2 separate regions of the Homo sapiens genome follow, and region 2 is linked to region 1. The links are chromatin contacts, found by Hi-C or POLR2A ChIA-PET in ENCODE. All regions are on one chromosome and are shown on one strand. Each heading gives the region's core, a stretch centred on a gene start or an enhancer-like site at or near the end of the contact. The rest is flanking DNA. Distances are from core to core; before and after follow the strand shown.

Evidence for each region. A loop is a pair of places that touch in the nucleus more often than their neighbours do. ChIA-PET counts read pairs that join two places held with the same protein, here RNA polymerase II (POLR2A). Pooled maps may share reads with other maps.
Region 2: a map with no recorded cell type shows a loop between it and region 1 (4-fold over the local background). The contact joins the promoter of KLHDC7B here to the enhancer-like site in region 1. A Hi-C loop is called at or near these places in 2 of 168 maps with a recorded cell type or tissue (B cell and CD14-positive monocyte), 28 of 37 single-sample maps with no recorded cell type and 9 of 50 pooled maps. POLR2A ChIA-PET finds 5 or more read pairs at or near these places in 10 of 52 experiments (CD4-positive, alpha-beta T cell, CD4-positive, alpha-beta memory T cell, GM12878 and 7 more).

The regions. Positions count from the first base shown.
Region 1 is chr22:50,193,698-50,196,245 of GRCh38, forward strand. It overlaps TRABD (TraB domain containing), which reads left to right. Exons shown (of 10, transcript NM_001320485.2): 4 at 643-809; 5 at 1,203-1,343. Among named protein-coding and RNA genes, the nearest start is that of TRABD-AS1, 5.8 kb to the right of the region's middle. Within about 2 kb of position 1,299, at least 3 of the 41 ENCODE cell types and tissues checked have a DNase peak (open chromatin) inside an H3K27ac peak, as active enhancers do.
Region 2 is chr22:50,544,620-50,547,167 of GRCh38, forward strand. It overlaps KLHDC7B (kelch domain containing 7B), which reads left to right and starts at 1,280. Exons shown (of 1, transcript NM_138433.5): 1 at 1,280-2,548. The coding sequence starts at 1,625. It overlaps KLHDC7B-DT (KLHDC7B divergent transcript), which reads right to left. Exons shown (of 4, transcript NR_199716.1): 2 at 1,755-1,849; 3 at 168-776.

The sequences.
Region 1 (2,548 bases), core at 49-2,548:
TGTTGAGTCAGGGAGGAGGGGGAGGCAGCCAACCACTGCCAGGGGCTTGGAGCTTGTGGTGAGCAGGGGCCCTGGCCGAGACCTGAGGTAGGTGCTGCTAGGCCTGGTGCCACCCAACAGCAGCTGCTCCTGGGCCCTGCCTGGCAGTGGAGCCTCTTGGAGGGGCTGCAAGCAGCACAGGCAGGCCCCTGGGCATGGGGGGCTCGTGAGCACAAGCAGTGTGAGCGGCACGGGAGTCCCTCCTTGCTGTGGCCTCAGCCTGTCCCTCCTGAGTGGGGTGGGGGGGCCCATTTCGCCTCAGAGCCCCTCCCCTAGCTGAGCCCCCTGCGGCACCTGCCCCCACTGTCCCCCACACCGAACCTCATCCACAGCAACCCCCAAGGTCGCCCTCATGGGGTGTATGGGGCACAGGACTCCTGAGGCCCTGGCTTCTCGAAGCCGTGCAGCTCACAGAGGTGGTAGCCGGTGTTCCCATCACTGGGCAGGCAAAGCCTGTGGAGTGTGACGCTCGTCAGGAGTCTTGTGCTCTGCACCTGTTCAGTTCTCAGAACCCAGGAGGGTTCTAGAGCCCAGGCTGCCAGCGGGCCCGGCGGCGTCCTTGGGGTGGGCCCGGCACCACAACGGCCTGTGCTGCTGTTGCAGCCGACGTGGACGCCTTCAACCTGCTCCTGGAGATGAAGCTGAAGCGGCGGCGTCAGCGGCCCAACCTGCCGCGCACTGTGACCCAGTTGGTGGCTGAGGACGGGAGCAGGGTGTACGTGGTGGGGACAGCCCACTTCAGCGACGACAGCAAGAGGGACGTTGTGAAGGTGAGCGCCGCCACCCGCCACATCCCGGACACGGGTTGGTGTAAGCTCCTGTGTCCTGCACTCAGGGACCTCCCGGCAGGGCCCGTGTGCCCGTGTGTGCGCACCGCAGGCCTCCTGCTTCAACACTGTGGTCCCTGGGAGTGGCAAGGTGGGCTTCCTGCCTGGGAGCCGTGACGGCCTTGTGCGTTTTCCCACTTAACAAGTGAACAAGCCTCACAGCTTCCTCTCTCGTCGCTTAGAGAATTGAGCTGTCACTGCAGCAGCGGGGTTAGCTAGCCCTGGGGTGACGCCAAGGCTGGCTGCTCCTGGGATGGGGCCCCTGGTGCTGGCGTCAGCTGTGCTGAGGGGCAGGGAGCGGCTGTGTTCTCGAGGTGTGACCTGTGGCTGTTGCAGACCATCCGGGAGGTGCAGCCTGACGTGGTGGTCGTGGAGCTCTGCCAATATCGTGTGTCCATGCTGAAGATGGACGAGAGCACGCTGCTGCGGGAGGCCCAGGAGCTCAGCCTGGAGAAGCTGCAGCAGGCCGTGAGGCAGGTGCGCAGCCGCGGGCAAGGGTCAGGGTCAGGGTCGGGGTCAAAGCCACCTGTTTGCCTGTTGCCCAGGTTCCTCTCACAGCCCATGCCCCCAGTCAGTGTGGCTGTGCCTGGCCTGCCCTGGGGATTGCCGGGTTAGGGACCTCCCCTGGGCCAGGAGAAATGAAAGAGGCTCCATTACCCGGTTTCAGGCAAGGGAGGAGGAAATGGGTGGCTCTCCAAGCTGAGGCAGGGGCTGGTCACCCGAGGACTGGGTTGCTGAGCAGTTGCTGGGGATGGGTCAGGTCTCAGTGCAAGGTTGGCCCCCCCGGTACCACACCCAGGCCCAAAGTGGGTGGGGCTCAGGGCTCCTCCTGTCCCCACTTCTCCAGCCTTGCAGTGACCGGAGAGGCAGGACTTTCTCATTGCTCTTTGTGTTTTCGGTTTTTGTTTTTTTTTTTTGAGACAGAGTCTCGCTCTGTTGCCCAGGCTGGAGTGCAGTGGTGCGATCTTGGCTCACTGCAACCTTCGCCTCCTGGGTTCTAGTGATGCTCCCGCCTCAGCCTCCTGAGTAGCTGGGATTACAGGTGCCTGCCACCACACCTGGCTAATTTTTTGTATTTTTAGTAGAGACGGGGTTTCACCATGTTGCCCAGGTTCATCTCAAACTCCTGAGCTCAGGCAATCCACCCACCTCAGCCTCCCAAAGTGCTGGGAATACAGGCATGAGCCACCGCGCCCGGCCAGGCTTTGTGTTTTCAAAGGGGGCCCAGCACGCCTGACCCCAGCCCTGGTCAGTTTGCCTTCCCCCTGTTCAAAGGAAACAATTATAATGAGATCTTATAGAAATGTCCCTAAACGTTTGGCGCCTGCCTTTCATTTTTTAATTTCTCCAGATGAGGCAAGTCACCAAAGAAGACCTCTGTGGGCCGTCTTCTAAAGGGCAGTCCCCGGTCCAGCCAGGGCCCAGCACTGGGCAGCCTCCCCACCAGAGCCTGGGGCCCAGTGATCTCGAAGGGGCATAGAATTCGGCAGTGCCGTGCTGCTCACTGCTGCGGTGTCACAGAGGGAAGGGGGCGTGGGGCAGGGTCTGGGAGACACCAGGTGTCCGCTTCACCTGTCCCCTCCCGGGGGACACTCGCTGTGCCCTGGTGTCTAGGTTTCTACTGGGGTTGGTCACAGGCACGTCTGAGCTCAGACCCCAGCCCCTCCAGAGGTGGAGTGGGT
Region 2 (2,548 bases), core at 30-2,529, 350 kb after region 1:
CTGGACCCCAAACTTAACCAAGAGGCAGAGCCTGAGACTGGGACAGAGAATAAGGGCACGGTCTAGAAAGCCTTCCCTCAACTTGAGGTCCACCTTAAGGCATGGGGCCCACCCTCACCCTCTCCCTGTCATCTAATAGTCCCAGGGGGAGCTGGGAGGTGAGTTACCTGAGGCTCAGTAGGGTTCAGGCTGGGTGCCAGGGACACTCCTAGGCCATCTCCTTGCTGCTTGAGTAAGGGAGAAATCCCCAGGCCTGCTGTGTCCCAGAGGAAGGAAAAATACACACGGTACTTTCCAGGGAGCCCTGCCTTTGTCCCAGGGACTCCAGGCTCTTTTTCTTGTCTGAGCCTCACCTGGCACCTGGCCCGAGACACTCCTGAGATGGGATTAAGCAAGGAGCAGGTGGAGGAGCCCAGGCTTCTCCCTCAGGAAGCAAGTGCTCACATCCAACAGAAGTACCTACATGCCGGCCTGAGCCAGGGCTAGGAGGTACCAGCCAGGATGTGGTCTCGAGGGCGAGTCCTCAGCTCAGATAAGGGAAGGCTGAGGACTGAGATGAAGACACCCAGAGTCTGGCTATTAGAGCACCTGGGGCCAGAGGGGGGTGGTTTCTAAGGGATCCAGGTGCTGGCTGATGCGGTAACTGGAGTAGGGGGCAGGCTGGGCTCAGGGTTCTCCAGGGGCACAGTGAGAGTCTCATCTGGGCAGTCAAGACACTCTCGATGGGCGCAGGGGGTCCAGGAGATCCTAGAAGGTCTAGGTGGGCTGAAATAAGCCTGGCCATAAAGAGAGAAATATGTTTGGATTTTATTTATCCCATTAATTTTTTTTTTCTCTTGACTTGATAACCCTATCCCATGTCTGGTAAACCCAGAGTAAGGAGTCCAAAAGCTGCTGGAGGAGGAGCTATGGGAGCCTCAGTCTCCTCTCTATGCCCCCTCCCTGTGCCCCAGTACAAACCTCCACAGCACCCCTGCAATGATAATGCTCACTGCCAGGACCCGTGTCCAGGGTCTCCCTCTTCAGCCTGAGAGACCACCGTCAGGCACAGCCTGCACCCTCCCGTGCACGGCCCCCACCCCTCCCCTGCTGGCCCACAGTGGAATCAGCCTCTCCGGTTTCTGGTGATTTCATCAGGGCCACATCACATTGCTAGAGCTAGAGATAACATCTCCCTGTGGGTAACCCTTCCCTGCCAAGCCCCCTGAAGCTGGGCCCAGGCTGAGAGGAGGGACTGTGGGGTGTGGAATAAATTTAGGGGTGTGAGGGTCTACCAGGCAGAAGCAGGTTGGCTGTGATGACAGCACAGAGCTCAGGAACGCTGCCTGAGGACCCTGGGGCCTACGAGGAGGAGAAGAGGGCAGGAGCTGGTGGGGTGCTTGCAGAGACCCTGGGCTCCTATCCTGCCATAAGCCTCGCTGTCTCCTGATATCTGCAGCCAGGCCCTACTGACACCCCCAGGCCTGAGTGCAAGCAGAGACCCCACCATTCCCAGGCCCTGGAGGACTGGTCCACCTTAACTGGGCAGCCCTTGGGGCAGGCGCTGGCCGGTGCCTCAGCCCAGGCCTCTGTGCTCTGCATGCACTGCCAGCCTGCCATCAGGCCTCTATTGCAGCCCTGAACCATGATCCAGGGCACCTTGGAGCCAGATGGTCCCCTCTGGGGCTGGGACTGGGACAGTGACAATGACTGGGATAGTGCTGTGCTGGCCCTCCTGGCGCTGGCTGTGGTGGCTGCCACAGCGCTGGCCTTACACTGGTTTGGCTCCGGGCACGATCAAGAGGCGGCAGAACCGGTGTCCACAGCCCTCGGGGCTCAACCTCATCAGGCAGGAGGAGCTGAGCTGGCCCTGCAACCGAAGTCTAAGGTCAGTGATGGCAGCGAGGGGCAGAGCCCAGGGCAGGGGAAACCAGAGCCCCCAGGACGCGGCCAGCAGAGCCCTGTCCCTGCTGCAGCGCCGGGCGGGGGCCTGGCCGCCATGGCCCGGCTTCCACTCAAGACGGCTGTCGAGGAGGCCCGCAGAGAGGCATTAGGACAGCAACGGGGCAGTGCCACCCCCGCGGCCCCCCGAGCGGAAGGAAAGGAGCCTCCCAGGCCAGGCACTGCCCTCCTGGGCAGGAGCGAAGCAGGGGGGATGTCCGCCCCCCTCCTGATCCACTTCACTCCTCGGAGCCCTGGCAGCGAAGCGGAGGCGGAGACAGGTGGTGTCAGGGCGTCCTCTCGCCAGGCCGCAGGCCCCGCGGGGCAACAGGACACTGGCCCCTGGCAGGCGGGCGCGGGGCCCTCGGGCTCGATGGGGAGAGGCCGGGGCCGGCGGCGGCGGATGGACGCTGGCTCGGGAGACAGAGCCCGCCGCCCCCGGAAACTGGACCCGCTCCGCCTGGGCGCCGCGGGGAGCGTGTGGGACGCGGTGGACGGGGCCGCCGCCCTGGACGCCCACGCGCGCGGCCTCCCCACAGGACCCCCACTCGCCCAGGAGCCCGCACTCCCGGCGCTGCCCGCTCCCCGCGCCCTGCAGCCTGGGTCTCAGACGGAAGGCTCTGGGGCC